Linked DNA regions of Homo sapiens: region 1 is linked to region 2. A link is a loop called in an ENCODE intact Hi-C map of the cell type or tissue named here. Cell type or tissue: transverse colon. All regions are shown on one strand. Each heading gives the region's core, and the rest is flanking DNA. Links, peaks and the distances in the headings are about the cores only. Region 1 overlaps CSF2RB (colony stimulating factor 2 receptor subunit beta). Region 2 holds the start of LOC105373022 (a long non-coding RNA gene).

Region 1 (9,182 bases), core at 1-8,000, 50 kb after region 2:
CCGTAGCAGGCCTGCAACAACTTGTAGGTGAGCCGTCTCCCCGATTAGATGGTGGCCAAAGAGAAAGGGAAGGCCTTTGCAGAGAGCACCTCCCACCTGGTCATCAGACCCGCAAGTTGAAAGAGGCAAAGAGTAAAGCAGGCAGAAACTGGGCGTGGAGTCAGAAGTTCTCCACCCACTCTTCATGAGACAGCACAGCTGGGCAGAGGATGCCACATCTCTGGGTGGGCACAGAGATGTGGGGCTCCAGACCCCACTCCACTCAGGCCTCCTTCCCTCCCTTGGACCACTAGTCGTTGGAAAGTGACACCTGGTGTTCAGTACAGACTGCAAGTGAGGACTTGAGGGAGCAGAGGAGAGCAGGTCTCATGATCGCTCCTCCTTTAAACTGGGACTTAGGCTTCTGTTAATATGGCCCTTGGTTTCTTAGCTTTTGGGACTACCAAGTTTTTGTGGTTGCTCAGCCCGAGTTTCCTGTTACCATGGAAGCAAGAAAATCTAGAGCCACAGACTGGGTCCTTGGATTGGAAGGTTTTGCTGTGATTCCTTCATCTTCCCACCTCCCTGCACTTGCTGCGTGCACTGACCCCTCACCTTTCACCACAGTGACCACCAGGCGACTCCCGCAGAACAAGACAAGTCCAAGGGGTGGTTTCAGAGAGAGTAAGGATACAGGAGATATTGGGAGCAACCCAAGTCCCCAGCCAGGCTTGGTAGCGGCAGGGGCCCAGGGAGAGGGCCACAACCAGGTAGAAAGGAGGCCGGACCAATGGGCCCAAGAGAGGAGGAAGAGGGGAGTCCTGGAGGAACCTGGCCTGGGAGCTCAGGGCTGGGCAGCAGGTGGGATCAGGGGCCTCTGGAGGGGCCTTTGCTCCTGCTGGTGCCTCTGCCACTATGCCTTTCCCCATCTCCACCTCTAATCCTTCCTATTACTGGAGGCCCAGCTAATATGCCACCTCCTTCAGGAAGTCCCCTGTGATTGCCATGAACAGTGGTTCTTGCCCTCCCTGTAGCACCTCCTGTGCTATAGATCCTGGAAAGGATCTGACCCTCCTGTGTCCTCCCAGCACTTTGAACACTGTGGGGGTTCAGACCAATGCCCTTCCCAGCATGGATCTGGCCTCTCTCCCCTAATCCCCCAAGGCAGTAAGTTCCAGAGCCCTGGGCCTGCACAGAGCGGGGTCTTAAGGAATACTGCACCAACCCCACTCCCTGCCCTGAGGTCGATTTCCCGCCCAGATGCTGACATTCCTCTTTCTCCCCGGCTGCTGGAAGTGCTGCCTATGTGGGTGCTGGCCCTCATCGTGATCTTCCTCACCATCGCTGTGCTCCTGGCCCTCCGCTTCTGTGGCATCTACGGGTACAGGTGAGGGGACTCTGTGGGGCTGGAGGTGGCAGCCGAGACCCCAGAGGGCACTGGGGAATCCCACCCAGCTCCCTCCAGGCCCTGCTCTGCCGCTCCCTTCCTGGGCCTCAGTTTCCCCTCTGGGCATGAGCATGGGAGCAGCTGGCCATGAGGTCTCTGATGGCTGTCACCTCCGTGGTGTCTTCCAGGCTGCGCAGAAAGTGGGAGGAGAAGATCCCCAACCCCAGCAAGAGCCACCTGTTCCAGGTAGGAACTGGCTGCGAGGGGCGGAGTGGGGGCTTCTCTGTTCCTGCCTCTCTTGTCTCTGTCCCCACCTCCTCCTTCCCTTCCTGTGGGCTTTGGGTGGTAGGGATGTAGGTGGACTGGGCTTTGGGAGCTTTGGGAGTGGGGCCAGCACTTGGAAATTCATTCCCGGGATTCCCTGGAGTGCCCACACCTGGCCCTGCCTGCCAGAGCTCTGCATGGAGCCCAGTGGAGAGAACTGAGTGTGGGGATGCCTGGGACAGGGTGGGCTCACAGAGGGGGTTCCTGCTACCAGGATGGATGGGGTGTCAGGAGGCAGAAGGGCTCCCCAAGGACAAGATACCTGGGCTGAGCTTTGAGGGTCCCAGTGGTGCCAGGTGGCAAAAGTTGCTCTGGCTCAGGGCATCTTGAGGGTGGAGACAGAAACCCTTCAGGAAGGGAGCTGAAGGGGTGGGACAGGAGGCTGGGGGCCATGTTGGGAGGCTGAGATGACCATGGGGAAGACACCAGCGTGTGGGTGATGGGAGCCCTATAGTCAGGCAGGCAGGGCCAGCTTTGCCTGTGGAGGGGTCTCTTGGCTGGTGTGGAGGAGAAATGGGGGTGAGCATGGAGACAGGCACTCCAGGTTAGAAAAATCACAGGAAAAGGGCCCTGTCCTCAGGTAGCAGGGACATGGGGGAAGTCCCCGCCCCTCTCTGGGCCTCACTTTGCTGGTGTCAAAAGGCCGTGGCCAGTCCTGAAGAAGTGGAGATTCTTCTCTTGTCTGGGGGCTCCTTGAATCCTCCTGCACCCCCGTCACCCTCTGCCTTGCCCCCACCTCGGACCTCCTGATGCTCACCGGCCCAAATGTCTCTGCTCTTGCAGAACGGGAGCGCAGAGCTTTGGCCCCCAGGCAGCATGTCGGCCTTCACTAGCGGGAGTCCCCCACACCAGGGGCCGTGGGGCAGCCGCTTCCCTGAGCTGGAGGGGTGAGTGGGCTCGTGGATCACTCCTGACCTTTGGGGTTCATACGGGGGGCTGACTCCATTGTGGAAATCAGGGACTCAAGTGAGGCTGCCTGTGGCTCACTGTGAAGGGATCCAAGGGAGCTGGTTTGCACTAAAGCAGGAGGCACCTGGGGGGGATGTGAGGAAGAACTTCCTCTTTCCAGGTAAGGAAGTGCCAGACAAGGGGAGTGACCGGAAGTGAAAGAGGGAAACAGTTGGCCTTCCCCTCCCTGGCTGCCTCAGAGGCGTCACACTGCAGAGGCCTCATGGGGTAGCTGGGGCTGCAGACTCCCGGGAACTCGGCGCCTGAGCCGGCAGCTGACCACCAACTCGGCAGGGAGAAGGGGGTGGCATGGTTGATAGAATGATGGAAGGGTTGCCCAGTGCACAGGCTGGGCATGAGCCTGGTGCTGAAGGAGGATGGACTTTAAGGTCAAAAGGGAGAGGGTACCAGCCTTGCAGAGGAAGACCTTGAGCTCAGCATGGAGGATGGAGCTCCTGAGCCACGGAAAGACTGAATCCATGTCCCATGTCCTTCTCTGGGGCCCCTGCTCCCTCAACCCTGTCCCGTTCAGGTTCTCTCTGTGAGATCTGGGGGACATCAGGGCTTCCAGAGAACCATCTCCACCCCACCAAGACCCTTGTGCCTGACCCGGATCATCTGCCCAGGGTGGTCCCAACTCTTCTGCCCATTTTCTTCCCACAGGGTGTTCCCTGTAGGATTCGGGGACAGCGAGGTGTCACCTCTCACCATAGAGGACCCCAAGCATGTCTGTGATCCACCATCTGGGCCTGACACGACTCCAGCTGCCTCAGATCTACCCACAGAGCAGCCCCCCAGCCCCCAGCCAGGCCCGCCTGCCGCCTCCCACACACCTGAGAAACAGGCTTCCAGCTTTGACTTCAATGGGCCCTACCTGGGGCCGCCCCACAGCCGCTCCCTACCTGACATCCTGGGCCAGCCGGAGCCCCCACAGGAGGGTGGGAGCCAGAAGTCCCCACCTCCAGGGTCCCTGGAGTACCTGTGTCTGCCTGCTGGGGGGCAGGTGCAACTGGTCCCTCTGGCCCAGGCGATGGGACCAGGACAGGCCGTGGAAGTGGAGAGAAGGCCGAGCCAGGGGGCTGCAGGGAGTCCCTCCCTGGAGTCCGGGGGAGGCCCTGCCCCTCCTGCTCTTGGGCCAAGGGTGGGAGGACAGGACCAAAAGGACAGCCCTGTGGCTATACCCATGAGCTCTGGGGACACTGAGGACCCTGGAGTGGCCTCTGGTTATGTCTCCTCTGCAGACCTGGTATTCACCCCAAACTCAGGGGCCTCGTCTGTCTCCCTAGTTCCCTCTCTGGGCCTCCCCTCAGACCAGACCCCCAGCTTATGTCCTGGGCTGGCCAGTGGACCCCCTGGAGCCCCAGGCCCTGTGAAGTCAGGGTTTGAGGGCTATGTGGAGCTCCCTCCAATTGAGGGCCGGTCCCCCAGGTCACCAAGGAACAATCCTGTCCCCCCTGAGGCCAAAAGCCCTGTCCTGAACCCAGGGGAACGCCCGGCAGATGTGTCCCCAACATCCCCACAGCCCGAGGGCCTCCTTGTCCTGCAGCAAGTGGGCGACTATTGCTTCCTCCCCGGCCTGGGGCCCGGCCCTCTCTCGCTCCGGAGTAAACCTTCTTCCCCGGGACCCGGTCCTGAGATCAAGAACCTAGACCAGGCTTTTCAAGTCAAGAAGCCCCCAGGCCAGGCTGTGCCCCAGGTGCCCGTCATTCAGCTCTTCAAAGCCCTGAAGCAGCAGGACTACCTGTCTCTGCCCCCTTGGGAGGTCAACAAGCCTGGGGAGGTGTGTTGAGACCCCCAGGCCTAGACAGGCAAGGGGATGGAGAGGGCTTGCCTTCCCTCCCGCCTGACCTTCCTCAGTCATTTCTGCAAAGCCAAGGGGCAGCCTCCTGTCAAGGTAGCTAGAGGCCTGGGAAAGGAGATAGCCTTGCTCCGGCCCCCTTGACCTTCAGCAAATCACTTCTCTCCCTGCGCTCACACAGACACACACACACACACGTACATGCACACATTTTTCCTGTCAGGTTAACTTATTTGTAGGTTCTGCATTATTAGAACTTTCTAGATATACTCATTCCATCTCCCCCTCATTTTTTTAATCAGGTTTCCTTGCTTTTGCCATTTTTCTTCCTTCTTTTTTCACTGATTTATTATGAGAGTGGGGCTGAGGTCTGAGCTGAGCCTTATCAGACTGAGATGCGGCTGGTTGTGTTGAGGACTTGTGTGGGCTGCCTGTCCCCGGCAGTCGCTGATGCACATGACATGATTCTCATCTGGGTGCAGAGGTGGGAGGCACCAGGTGGGCACCCGTGGGGGTTAGGGCTTGGAAGAGTGGCACAGGACTGGGCACGCTCAGTGAGGCTCAGGGAATTCAGACTAGCCTCGATTGTCACTCCGAGAAATGGGCATGGTATTGGGGGTCGGGGGGGCGGTGCAAGGGACGCACATGAGAGACTGTTTGGGAGCTTCTGGGGAGCCCTGCTAGTTGTCTCAGTGATGTCTGTGGGACCTCCAGTCCCTTGAGACCCCACGTCATGTAGAGAAGTTAACGGCCCAAGTGGTGGGCAGGCTGGCGGGACCTGGGGAACATCAGGAGAGGAGTCCAGAGCCCACGTCTACTGCGGAAAAGTCAGGGGAAACTGCCAAACAAAGGAAAATGCCCCAAAGGCATATATGCTTTAGGGCCTTTGGTCCAAATGGCCCGGGTGGCCACTCTTCCAGATAGACCAGGCAACTCTCCCTCCCACCGGCCACAGATGAGGGGCTGCTGATCTATGCCTGGGCCTGCACCAGGGATTATGGTTCTTTTAAATCTTTGCCTTTCAGATACAGGAAAAATAATGGCATTAAATTGCTTTAATTTGCATTATTTTAGTTATCCAGTTTGCACATATTTTTATAGGTATCTTAGGCATCGATTGGTATTTTTTAACTGGGCCAAGCCCATTAAGGTCTTTCTTCTGTTGGGTGCTATCATTTTCTGATTAAGTCTTTTTGACTATTGACATACAGTCTTTCACAGATGGTGGAGTGTTTTTCCCCCAAATCTGTTGTTTGTCTTATAATGTTGTATATGAGGTTTTATGGTGTATGAATATGAATGCTTCTGTAATGTCAAACAGATCCCTAGTAAACTCCTTCTTCACTTTTACTGTCAGATTTACAAAGGTCCTCCCATTGCAAAGCAGTGTTTGTCCTAATTTATATATTGTTTTTCTAGTTCATTTTGTGTTTCCAACTTTTCATGTAAAATTTTAATTATTTTTGAATGTGTGGATGTGAGACTGAGGTGCCTTTTGGTACTGAAATTCTTTTTCCATGTACCTGAAGTGTTACTTTTGTGATATAGGAAATCCTTGTATATATACTTTATTGGTCCCTAGGCTTCCTATTTTGTTACCTTGCTTTCTCTATGGCATCCACCATTTTGATTGTTCTACTTTTATGATATGTTTTCATAAGTGGTTAAGCAAGTATTCTCGTTACTTTTGCTCTTAAATCCCTATTCATTACAGCAATGTTGGTGGTCAAAGAAAATGATAAACAACTTGAATGTTCAATGGTCCTGAAATACATAACAACATTTTAGTACATTGTAAAGTAGAATCCTCTGTTCATAATGAACAAGATGAACCAATGTGGATTAGAAAGAAGTCCGAGATATTAATTCCAAAATATCCAGACATTGTTAAAGGGAAAAAATTGCAATAAAATATTTGTAACATAAAACAAAGTGAAACCCTGAATTTGTGTGTGCATGTTGGTGTAGTTGGAGGAAGGGGTTGCTCTTTGAAACCTCAATTGCTATTGTAAGTGATACAGCTCCAGTGACTGGAGGAACACCAGGGTCCTTAGTCTTGCGCCGATTTAAATAAAACGACACGGAAACACATGGAGTGGTTTTAAGGAGTGGAGAGTTTAATAGGCAAGAAAGAAGGAAGAAGCTCCCCTGTACAGAGACAGAGGGAGGGGGGATCCAAAGCTGAGAGAGGAAACCCTGAGTGCCACAGAAATAAGCCAGTTATATGAGGAGGCTAGAGAAGGCAGTATCTGATTTGCATAGGGCTCAGGGGATTGGTTTGACCAGGCATGTCATTCATGTAACCCCTGAAAAACCTGGCCCTTTCACCCTAGCATTTTAATATGCAAATGCAGGGCGCCATGATGTTCTACACAGGTGGGACTATGTGGGGGTGGCCATATTGCCAGGCAAACATGGGGACAAGGAAAAGATGGCGGGAATCCCCATGTTTGGGTGGACCCAGTTTCTAACGGTCTGCATTTGCATATCAAAGGTTGCCAGCCTGATTCTAAGAGCCGGGGCTTTCCTGCTAGACAAGAAACGTTTTTTGGAGCTGCTTTTAAAACAGAAACGAAAACTTCCCAAGGACCACTTTTCCTCTTTATCTGCCTCAAATAATTTTTTAATAATTCCTATAACACAAGGAAATGAATTCTGCCAAACAGAAGGGCCTTTGGTCTTTGGGGCACTACAGTGGGTACATGATGGCGTGTGGAACACCACGCAATGGAGGGAGACGCAGGGCACTCCTGGGAAAATCCAGGAGGGATGAGGGAAGAGGAAAGACAGTGAGGGAAAGGAGGATAAAGAACACACTTTTAAAAAATCGTTCATTATTATCTGAAATTCCAACACAACTGAACGTCCTGTATTTTTCCCTAGTCATGAGAGTGAAAAACTAAATAGAGACTGAGTTCCCCATACAAATAACTGAGAGTGATCGAGAGCTTATTCCTGGCAGGCCCCATTCGAGTGACCTCTAAGATCAATTCATTTAGATACTATGGAAGTGGAAGATACTATCTTTATCATTTTTGTCATTGAGGAAACTAAGGCACAGAGATGTCATACAACTTGCCCCAGGTCTGCCAGCAGGTAAGGGGCAGAGCCAAGATTTGAACTGTAGCCCTGTGTCTCAGAGCCTGCCCTCAAAAGGTAAGTCTCTCACCTAAAGATCCATACGGAGATGTAAGATGATCCATGTTGGTTGGCAAGACAGAAAAATCCATAAACCAAATAAATTGATTTGGTGGCAGGGGGAGATTGAATCAGAGGTGACCCTGAAAAGTGTCTGTTTATCTGGGAGCTGAACACTGAAGGTGCAATTCTCACCCATTGGAGTCCAGAGAGACCTTCCCTGGAGGACTGCAGCTCCCTCATCTGTCTTCCCCTGAGAACCCAGCCCAGAGCCATGCATGTAGTAGGTGATCATTGAGGTGAGCAAGGCCTGCAGGAGGCTGTCCCTAAGATGGAGGAGAACAAAAAACTTATTAGGGGGATGAAAGGGAGGGCAGGAAGCAGAAGTGGGCTAGGGAAGCCATTGGCCATCCAGAGTTGACATTTGTCCCCCCATGGGGAACTTGGGGGATGAATTGCCTGTTGGAAGAGCCCATGTTGGGTGGAAATGGCCAGTCCCGGAGCCCTTCATGGTGGGGAACCCTGAGAACACACTACATAAGGAAGGAGCAGGGCTGGAGACCATCAGCAGCTTGGGCCTCACAAGCATTTCACGTGTTTAATTGATCACACAGAACCCTTGCACCAAGACAATCGTTTGCTCCTAGAGGGAGCCTTTCCTTCGTTTGGAAACAATCCTTTCCCAACCCCAACAAGGCAACCTGCATCCGGTGGTGCTCAATCAATAGAAGCTGGGCAGCCCGGGTGCAGGGTCAGTGTGCCCAAAGCATTGAAATGCGGTGATTTGGGCCATGGGTCATGCTGGGTGTCCTGAGCAGGGGTAACTTCATCTACCCAGTGACGCAGGTAGCAACTCTCTGGGTCTGGTGGCACAGGAGGTAAAGGAATTTACCAAGCCAGTTGTAGGTAAAGAAAGGCAGATTTATTAGAGAAGGTATGAAAATACGTTGCAAGGTCGCAATTACAATGAGCAGAGAAGGGGCTGTCTGCAAAGAGGCAGTGGCTGAAGGGAAGTTTCATAGAGTCACGTTGAAGAGGGCTACATGCAGAACAAGCAGAACGAGGTTGTTGTGCCTGGTTGTTTGTGATTAGCTGTCTCTGAGAATAATTGATGACTTTTCTCCCCACTTGGGGCCCTCCCCAACCTGGGGCCTCTTCCTCATTGTTGCTTATTTATCAGGACTCCACCAGGGACAGAGTCACCCTACAAGTCCTAACTCAAGTGTGGGTTCTTCTTAGAACACAGCCCCTCCAGCTCCCTTGGAAATCCCCAAGTCTTCCCAAACGATGTAGGACTTTTCTTCTTGGTCACTTTGCAAGCCGGGGCCCCCAGTCAGTGATGCCTTGCCCAGGTCTCACTCGGCCACGCTATCGCGTATAACTTGTATAACTTGTACCCATGTTCAGTGGTTCCTGAGCCCTTGTACCTCGCCCAAGAAGAATGAAGATATACTGGACATTGGAGGGTGAGGAGGGCTGAGAATAATTTTATTGAGTGATGAAAATGGCTTTCCGTGGAAAGGGGATTCAGGGGTGGGAGGTGGGGTGTAGGGGGAGGTTTTGCCACGTGGCTCGGTCTGGGGCCCTTTATGGATTCAAAATGAGGAG
Region 2 (9,464 bases), core at 573-8,572:
ATAAAGAATGTAACCATAAAGATAAACAAGCAAAAAAGAATGAGATGGCAAATTTTCAGATGTGTAAAAGAAAGAAGGTATGAACGCATCTATGTGTGTGCGTGTGTGTGTGTGTATACACACATATATATTATTCAATGGGTGAGTTGGTAAAAAGTCCAAATTTATCAATAATTCTGATACCATAAACATAGATGGATTCCATGCATGAGTTAAAAGACTGTCAGGGCCGGGCACAGCGGCTCATGCCTGTAACCCCAGCACTTTGGGAGGTAGAGGCTGGCAGATCACGAGGTCAGGAGTTTGAGACCAGCCTGGCCAATATGGTGAAATGCCGTCTCTACTAAAAACACTAAAAAATTAGCCGGGCGTGGTGGTGCACACCTGTAATCCCAGCTACTCAGGAGGCTGAGGCAGGGGAATCGCTTGAACTCGGGAGGCGGAGGTTACAGTGAGCCGAGATCGCACCACTGCACTCCAACCTAAGCGAGAGAGTGAGACTCCGTCAAAAAAAAAAAAAAAAAGACTGTCAGATTGAATTTTTAAAAATCTAAATCTATGTAAGTGTCATATGTACAAGAGACACACATAAGGTAAAACGTCATGGAAACATTGAAATTAAAAAAAAAGTATGAAAAAAGATATTCCTGGAAACCACTAACCAGAAGACAGCTGGGACGTCTATACAGATTCACAATCTACTTTTGTGTAAACTTGGTACTCAAACTCACTTGGTAGCACTCCTTGACCCTGAGCTGAATAGTTAACGCTTACCAGCCATATGTGTCTCTGCTATTCCCTTATTTTTTGATGCTTTTGGGGGGATGAATTTTGATTTTATGTACAGCTCAAGTAAGAACCCGTCAAAATCAGAAGTGAAAAGCTTTTGCTGATAATGAAGCTGATGAAAATTGCATGGGTGGATTTGTTAAGTAACGGTATCTGATGAAAACCTTGGCTCTGATCAATTGGCAGTGGGCTTCAGTCTGCTCTGCAGAATGGCTGATGAGGACCCACCAATTGCTTACACCCTGTTGACTGTTCTTGGCGTACCATGTGCTACAGGAACACACCAGATACATTTGACAGTAACTGGAAAAAGCCTACATCCACCATCTTTGTAGGATGTATCCAATTTACCGTCTGTCAGTACACATACTAGACACCATGAGTAACCAGAGAAATATTTTCTGACTGATTAATAACATTTTTATACCAGCGGTACAAACTCATTGCAGGGATTCTAGCTTGGAAAAAACAATTGTTAGATGTTATCATTCCTAGGAAACTGCTATGCATACTCCCTCCCTAAACATCTTGTGGAAAAGCAGTTTCAGCTTTTATTTCCCCTTGGGGGATATGTGCATTTTAGCCTAAGTGCAAAGAAGTTTAGAGGAAGGGTAAACACTTTTTTTCAGGCTGTGCTCTTGCTACCATCACAGAACCTAAGATTCCATGGCTCCCGAAAGAGTCCAGTGTTAAGAATGTCATGTACACAATTGACAGTGTTTGGAATGATGCTGATTATACATTAACACATTTGACACAGATTCTGACTATACTGATGCTTGCAAACAAGTCTGTACATAAAGGTTTTGGAGAATTTTTGTGACTTATGAGAAAATGATGATGTAAGACTTCATTCTTGCACAAAAAGTTTATCAGCTAAAAGTGGAAATAACTGAGAAAAACTGATACCAAAGAAATGTCAAACACCGTGATTCAGCTATTGTTCATTCTTTGCATAGTGGGGAAGTTGCTAACAAATACAGATAAGGGTTACTGTGATGATAATGACTACACAATTAACACAGAGTAAAACATTCCCATTAAAAATATGGTGAATATTTAATTAGTTAATTATGGGCCTTGAGCAATTCTCAATTAATGGTGAGCAGGAGATAATGGAAAATTACCCAATTAGAAACAGGCTTCTCAAGTAGGCATCTCATGGAATAGGATGCTGGAAGAAGTCATTAAAAAGGCAATTGATTGCAGTGTGCTTCTTGGTTTGGGGACCCTGTTCCTGGTACATCATGAGATGTCCAGGAGGGAATATCTGGCATCCTCAAGTTAAGATAATTCAAGGTGTGTTTAATAAAGGGACTGTTTACAAAGACGTAGACAACACACAGGAAAACCTCAAGGAATAGTTCAATATCCCAGGGATAGGACCTCAGACCTGTTACATTCCTGAGCCCAAAGGAATAAAGGGAAGGAGTGTCTACAAAACCTGGAAGGAGGGGATTGTGTAGACATGGCCTCCTTAGAAGGACTGGTGATCTTTGACTGGTGGGCGAGATTGACCCAAAGTAACCCCGCTGGGAGGCGATCAGAGGAACAAATACCCCGCCCTCCTCTCCTTCCCCATTCTGATCTCAGGGGAGGGGTTCCCTACTGCCAAACAAAACTGGAAGCCCTAGGGCCAGGCTGTTGTAATCCACACAGGTTAGCTTCCCAAGGTAGACAGCAGGGCGGAAGAGAGCACAGTGTAGATGTGAGTGGGGAAAAATGAAGATATCTGGCATCCTCCACCCGTTTTGCCCCTCATTATATACGCTTATCCTTCAGCCAAGTGAAAACTCCATGTTCCCAAGACAGGGAACACAGGAATTCCCATCAGCTATTTTGGCATTTTAGGATCATATCCATACAGACATACTCCCACCTGAAACCCAAAGTGTGAGCTGCTACGGGTATTCTTTATATAAAGCAGTGGAGGCATGATGAATGAAGTAATATACGCATGGCTGTTAGAGCCCCTGCATCCGCAGCTGGTCACAGGTCCAAAGCTGATATTTTGAGCTACCTGTTCCCAGTGTTCATTTCATGTTCCTCTTTCCTCTGCCAGTACATGGGTCAAATAAGGGTCTTTATGTGGTGGAGCAACTCAAGACTTCATTCCTATGGGATCTGAGTTCTCGTTAGACTTGTCTTTATCAGATTGCCTCAGTATTCCATTGACCAGGACTATTGGGTAAGAAAATACTGAGAGGCACCTATGTGAATCACGGTGGGACCACACATAGTCCTGTCTACCTCCTTTCTTTTTTCTTTTCTTTTCTTTTTTTTTTCTTTTTTTTTTTTTTTTTTTTTTTTTTTTTTGAGATGGAGTTTTGCTCTTGTTGCCCAGGCTTGAGTGCAGTGGCACAATTTCAGCTCACTGCAATCTCTGCCTCCCGGGTTCAAGTGATTCTTCTGCCTCAGCCTCCCAAGTAGCTGGGATTACAGACACCCAGCACCAAGTCCAGCTAATTTTTTTTTTGTTGTATTTTTAGTGGAAACGGGGTTTCACCATGTTGGCCAGGCTGGTCTTGAACTCCTGACCTCAGATGATCCACCTTTCTCCACCTCTTTCTCCACCTATTGGCTCAGTGGCACAAGGAGGGTCAAATGGTTCAAATTTCTAAAAAATATCACTTTGTATATGCCACAAGTTTTCATATGCCCTATTGTCATTTGATTGTAACTACTATTTAAATTCAATTAGGATATTATCTGAGCTATCAGTTACTTAGAAGTGTGTTTTAAAATTTTTAAACATGTGAGGATTTTATTTTTTGTTTGTTTGTTTTTGGGGGTTTTTTTGAGTTGGAGTCTTGCTCTGTCGCCTAGGCTGGAGTGCAGTGGCACAATCTCGGCTCACTGCAACTTCTGCCTCCCGCGTTCAAGCGATTCTCCTGCCTCAGCCTCCCAAGTAGCTGGGATTATAGGGATGCACTACCACACCCAGCTAATTTTTGTATTTTCAGTGGAGATGGGGTTTCACCATGTTGGTCAGGCTGGTCTTGAACTCCTGACCTCAAGTGATCCACCCACCTCGGCCTCCCAAACTGCTGGGATTACAGTTGTGAACCACCATGCTTGGCCATGTGAGGACTTTAAAAAAACACTTTTTTTTCTTTTTCTTTTTAAAGTATCCTTGCACGTTTTGTGCAGATTCATTTGTCTTTCATGTCCTTCAGTTTTAGAGACCTAGACAAGCTAAGGGAGTGAATCAAAATCAACAGATAACAAGGGTGAGGTTTCTCAAACTGAAGCATCCTGTTTACGTCTGGTAAAACCACCTCCACAGAACATCATGCGTCGTCAGGTATAAGGCCTAACACCTGTGGTGTGTAGTGATACAGCATTTTATCTCTTCCTTGTAGCCCATGAAATAAAGAGAAAGTTTGTTCAAGAGATGATGGTAGTTTTCACTGCACTAGAGTGTTACAAGAAAGTAAGTGAGAACAATAACCCCAGGACAGGGAGGCTGCTGCTCACTGCTCCAGCATCTGCAGCATTCTCCTGAGGGGACACATTAAGGCAGCAGAGAGACATTTCCCAAAATAAACAGCGAGGGAAATAAAGGTGTAGGAGTCACAGTGAGGAGGCTAAAGTGACTCCATCTTGGAAGCTAATCCACCATGTTGACTTCTGATTAACCCCGGTTCTGGGAATGCCGCTAAGATTTCCATTTTATCTATTGTTCTTTGTGTGAGAACATATGCCTACCATAAATCCTGCCTTTAGATCAAATTAAGCGTGCTACCCTTTCTTTATGGTGTATAATCCCTGGGTCTGGGGGATAATAGTGTAGAGATCTACCTGTCTCACAGCTGCCCAAGACCATCCTTCAGTCCCTAAGTTCCCAAATAAAACCATCCTATAACAAGCTGGATTCGTCTGCTTCCTTCTTTGGTATCCTGGCTCCTATGTTTGCAGGTCACTTTGCATATACAGGCTTAAAAAAACACTTTTAATAGTCAAATATAACAATACAGAAAGTACATAAAAGAAAAATAGCTGAAAATTAACAAGCTAAACTTCCAAAATCAGAAGTAAAAAAACAAAAACAAACAAACAATAGAATTAGCTCAAGGAGAGAAGTAAAGACATAAAGATAAGGCCAGAACTCAAGATCACCACAACCAACAACAAAAAATACAATAGAAAAGGTCAACAAAGCCAAAATTGGGTTCTTAGGAAAGACTATGGTAAAACTGATGAAGATAAAAAGAAAGAAGAAAAAATAGTATTAGGAATGTAAATGAACCATAATTATAGATGAAACAGAGGTTTAAAATACACTGAGAATTTCGTCAAAAGCTTTATATTCTAAATTTTAAAATTTAGGTTAAACAAATACTTAGAATAGTATAATTTGGTTTAAAAAATCAAGAGAATAGAGAGACTGAATTTTCCTTTAACTATTAAATACATTGAAGTTGAAATGTTGCCTCCCCAGGCACATACAGTTTTATGGGCAAGTTCTACCAAACGTTAGAACAGCAGATTATGCTAACATTACAAAAAAATCTTCCAGAAAATAGAAGATAGACTATTTCCCAACTCATCTATGCAGCCAGAATAATCTTCTTGCCTGTCTTAGTCTGTTTTGTGCTTCTATAGCAGAATACCACCGATTGGATAATTTATAAAGAAAATAAATTTATTTCACACAGGTCTGGAGGCTGGGCAGTCCAAGGTCAAGGCACCGGTAGATCAGGGTCCAGTTTCTCTGTTTCCAACATGGCATCTTGAGCGCCGCATCCTCCAGAGGGGAGGAACACTATGTCTTCACATGGCAGAAGAGCAGAAAAGGAAAAGAGTAAATCCATTCCTGCAAAGCCTTTTTATAACAGTATTAATCCATTAAACACCTCCCAAAAACTTCCACATTCCAACACTGTGACATTGGAAATTGAGTTTCCAACACATTAATTTTAGGGGACACATTCAGACCACAGCAATTCCCAAATATGCAAAAGCAGTACAAGTAGTAAAAATTATAAATCAATCACATATATGAAGATAGAGACTTTAGCAAACTAAATTCAGCAGGAAACACACATACACACAAAGACAATATAAATGCCTACATTAGGTTTAACCCAGACATACAAGGAAAGATTTGCATCTAAACATGTATAAGTACTATTCATGCCGGGCGCGGTGGCTCACGTCTGTAATCCCAGCACTTTGGGAGGCCGAGGCGGGTGAACCACGACGTCAGGAGATCGACCTCGTTCGGCGGGTGGACCACGAGGTCAGGAGATCGACCTGGCTAACACGGTGAAACCTTGTCTTTACTAAAAACACAAAAAATTAGCCGGGCGTGGCAGCAGTCGCCTGTAGTCCCAGCTACTCGGGAGGCTGAGGCAGGAAAATGGCGTCAACCCGGGAGGCGGAGCTTGCAGTGAGCCGAGATCGCGCCACTGCACTCCAGCCTGAGCGACGGAGCGAGACTCCGCCTCAAAAAAAAAAAAATTATTCACCACCACATAAAAGAATAAAGGAGAAAAACTATATGATCAACTCAACAGATGCGGGGAAAATAATTTGATACAATTCAAGACCTATTCATGAATTTAAATTAAACGCACGTGCACATACCCACACACCTCTTAGTATACTGGGAATAAAAGCGATGCCTTTCATTTAATAAAGGCTGTCTTCAAGAAAATCTGCAGCAAACATCATTCTAACATTTAGTAGGAGCACATTTGAATATAGCAGCAGTTCCTTTACATGGTAGAAAGGCAAGAATGTCCACTATCGCTCATCTACCAACACTGGAGGCCCCAGCCACGCAGCATGGCATTAAAAAGAAATAAAAGCCTAAGAATTGGAAGGCAAAAGCATATCTGTCATTATTCACATTTGCTATAATCGTCTACATTGAAAACCCAATAGAATGTATAGGCAAATCATTCACTGTGATAAGAGTGCGTCACTGTGTGGCTGATTATGCTAACATTAAAAGTTGATTGCCTTTCTAGACGACAGCAATAAATAATTTGAAAAGAATTCTTAAAAGAGATGCCATTTACAACATCAATAAAACCTTAACGTACTTGGAAATAAATCTAACCAAAGGTAGGCAACACCTGTATGTAGAAAATGGTAAAACTTAACTGAAAGATTAAAGAAAACTGAAATAAATGGAGAGACAACCCATGTTCATGAATAGGAGGCTAATATTGCACAGCTGCCAGTTCTCCCAACTGATCTATAGCTATCCATAGGTTTGATGCAAATAGAAAAAAATCCCAATAATTTATTTCTTCTTTTTGTTTTATTTTGTTTTTGTATATATTTTCATAAACTTTTTCTAACATTTATATAGAAGAGCAAAGGACTTGAAATAGCCAAGTTACTCCTGAAGATGTATAAAGTGATGGGAGATGACCTCTAGAATAGCAAGAATTATTATAAAGCAATGGAAATGAAAACAATGTAATATTGTCCTAGGGACTGATCATTTATCTATGGAACAGAATAGAGAGCCCAGAAATACTTGATATGTGATAGAAGTAGATTTGGCCGGGCACAGTGGCGCACGCCTGTAAACCCAGCAATTTGGGAGGCTAAGGCGGGCAGATCATAAGGTGAAGAGTTTGAGACCAGCCTGACCAACATGGTGAAACCCCTTCTCTACTAAAAATACAAAAATTAGTCAGGTGTGGTGGCATGTACCTGTAATCCCTGCTACTCAAGAGGCTGAGGCAGGAGAATCGCTTGAATCCGGGAGGCGGAGGTTGCAGTGAGCCAAAATCACACCACTGCACTCCAGCCTGGGTGACAGAGTGAGAGTCTGTCTCAAAAAAAAAAAAAAAAAAAAAAAAAAGGTAGATTTGCAGATTAGTTGGGGGAAGAGAAATCAAATCACATAATGGTGCTTGGGCAATTGCTAGGCCATATGGAACACAAAACAAATGAGATTGGATCCCTAACTTAAACCATTCCAAAAGGCAACTTATGCATTAAACTGTAAGACAGAAAAGTAATACTTTGAGAAGATATATAGGATGCTATCTACCAAATCTTGGGATAGAGAACAATTTCATAAAGAAAACAAAAATAAATAAATATTAATAAATTTGATTACATTAAGCTCAAGATGTTCTCATCATCAAAAGTCACAAGAGAAGAGGCACAGTGGCTCAGCCTGTAATCCCAACACTTGAGAAGGCCCAGGTAGGAGGATTGCTTGAAGCCAGAAGTTTGCAACTAACCTGGGGAACAAAGCTAGACCTTGTCTCTATAAAAGAAATGTTAAAATTAGCTGATGTGCCTATAGTCCCAGCTACTCAGGAAGCTGAGGCAAGGGATCACTTGAGCCCAGGAGTTCGAGGTGGCAGTGAGCTACAACTGCACCACTGCTTTCTAGCCTGGGTGACAGAGGCCCTGTTAAAAACAGAACAGAACAAAACAAAACAAAAAACAAAAAGAAGACACAAGGAAGAGAAAAGATAAGCCAAAGACTAGAAGATATTTGCAAGATGTGTAACTGACAAAAGATTAGTATCTAGAATACATAAAGAATTCCCACATATTAATAAGAAAAATAAGGACAACTATATAAAAAACGGGCAAAGCCATGATTAGATATTCCAGTAAAGAGGAAAAAAAATGGTCAATAACTATATAAAAAGATACTCAGTAGTAATAAGAGGAGTGCAAACTGGTTCAATCTCTGGAAGACAGTTTGCAATTTTTTTGTAGAGTTGAACATTCCCATATCTTATGACTCAGCAATGAAACTTGCACATGACCCTGGGACATAAGCAAGAACATTCATGACAGCTCTCTTCCTAATAGCCCCCAACAAATGTAAGCAACCCAAACATCTGTCCAGAGAAGAGTAGGTTCATACAGTGATTATAGCACAATGACAACATGAATGATTCTTAGAAATGTAATTGAATGAAAAATCAACTATCAGAAGATAAGATTCTATTTTTTTAAAGCTCAAGTACTATAAACAGAAATAGCAGATACAAAATTCAAGATAGTGGTTATTTTTGGGAGGGAGGTAGCAAAGGCATAGGAGAGGAAGACATAGGTAAGTATCAGTAACAGGTACTGAAATTTGTTGGAATACTTGGGGTTGAGTGGGTGGGGGAGTGGGTTCACAGCTGTTTATTATACTTTATGGCTTACATATAGGTTACACATAATCTTTTGCATGTATCAAATATGACATTAAAGGTAACATATAGTTTACAAGCTTAAAAATCGGTTTCCATAAAAGATTCTTATTCTCCAGTTTTCAGAGCTTTGACTTCATTTGGCATAAATTAATTACTTTGATCTGTTATGCCAGGAGAGCATTGCTGGCCACGTGGTAGGAGTGGGGTTTTCCTGAAAGACAGGGTGGGATGAGGCTGTGGTGAGCCTCCCCTTGGAGAGGAAATGGTGAGGCAGGAGTCCAAGCCTAGCATTGCTGGCTGGAGGGACCTGGAGCTCTCTTCCCAGGCTGAAAACTTTGGGACTTTCCACCTTTGAAGTTCTGGTTAATATTCTGTTTCCCTGCAAACAAGTGCAGGGAATAACCTTACAATAACCATGGGCTGGAGGTTTGTCCTTAGGGGGAAAGAGGAATGGGACAAAGGACAGGGAGGACAGGTTCAGCTGAGCATGGGAGTGGGGGTGGAGAGCAGGGAGTTCATGCTGAAAAAGAAAGGCAGACAACCACT

Evidence for each region. Hi-C counts contacts between places; a loop is a spot of excess contacts. Peaks named below come from ENCODE experiments on the same cell type or tissue, not always from the same donor. Only the 100,000 strongest peaks of a DNase experiment are listed, where the experiment ranks them.
Region 1: it touches region 2 in a loop (6-fold over the local background); 3 of 110 quality-filtered maps call a loop at or near these places.

Annotation. Positions count from the first base shown.
Region 1 is chr22:36,934,076-36,943,257 of GRCh38, forward strand. CSF2RB (colony stimulating factor 2 receptor subunit beta) reads left to right here. Exons shown (of 14, transcript NM_000395.3): 11 at 1,276-1,366; 12 at 1,555-1,612; 13 at 2,474-2,577; 14 at 3,302-6,364. The coding sequence ends at 4,427. Among named protein-coding and RNA genes, the nearest start is that of CSF2RB, 25 kb to the left of the region's middle. In transverse colon, for the core only: no CTCF peak of the experiment used is centred there; no DNase peak of the experiment used is centred there.
Region 2 is chr22:36,883,310-36,892,773 of GRCh38, forward strand. LOC105373022 (a long non-coding RNA gene) reads right to left here and starts at 5,995. Exons shown (of 2, transcript XR_938229.2): 1 at 5,887-5,995; 2 at 4,719-5,560. In transverse colon, for the core only: no CTCF peak of the experiment used is centred there; no DNase peak of the experiment used is centred there; H3K27me3 peaks cover 1,298 bases.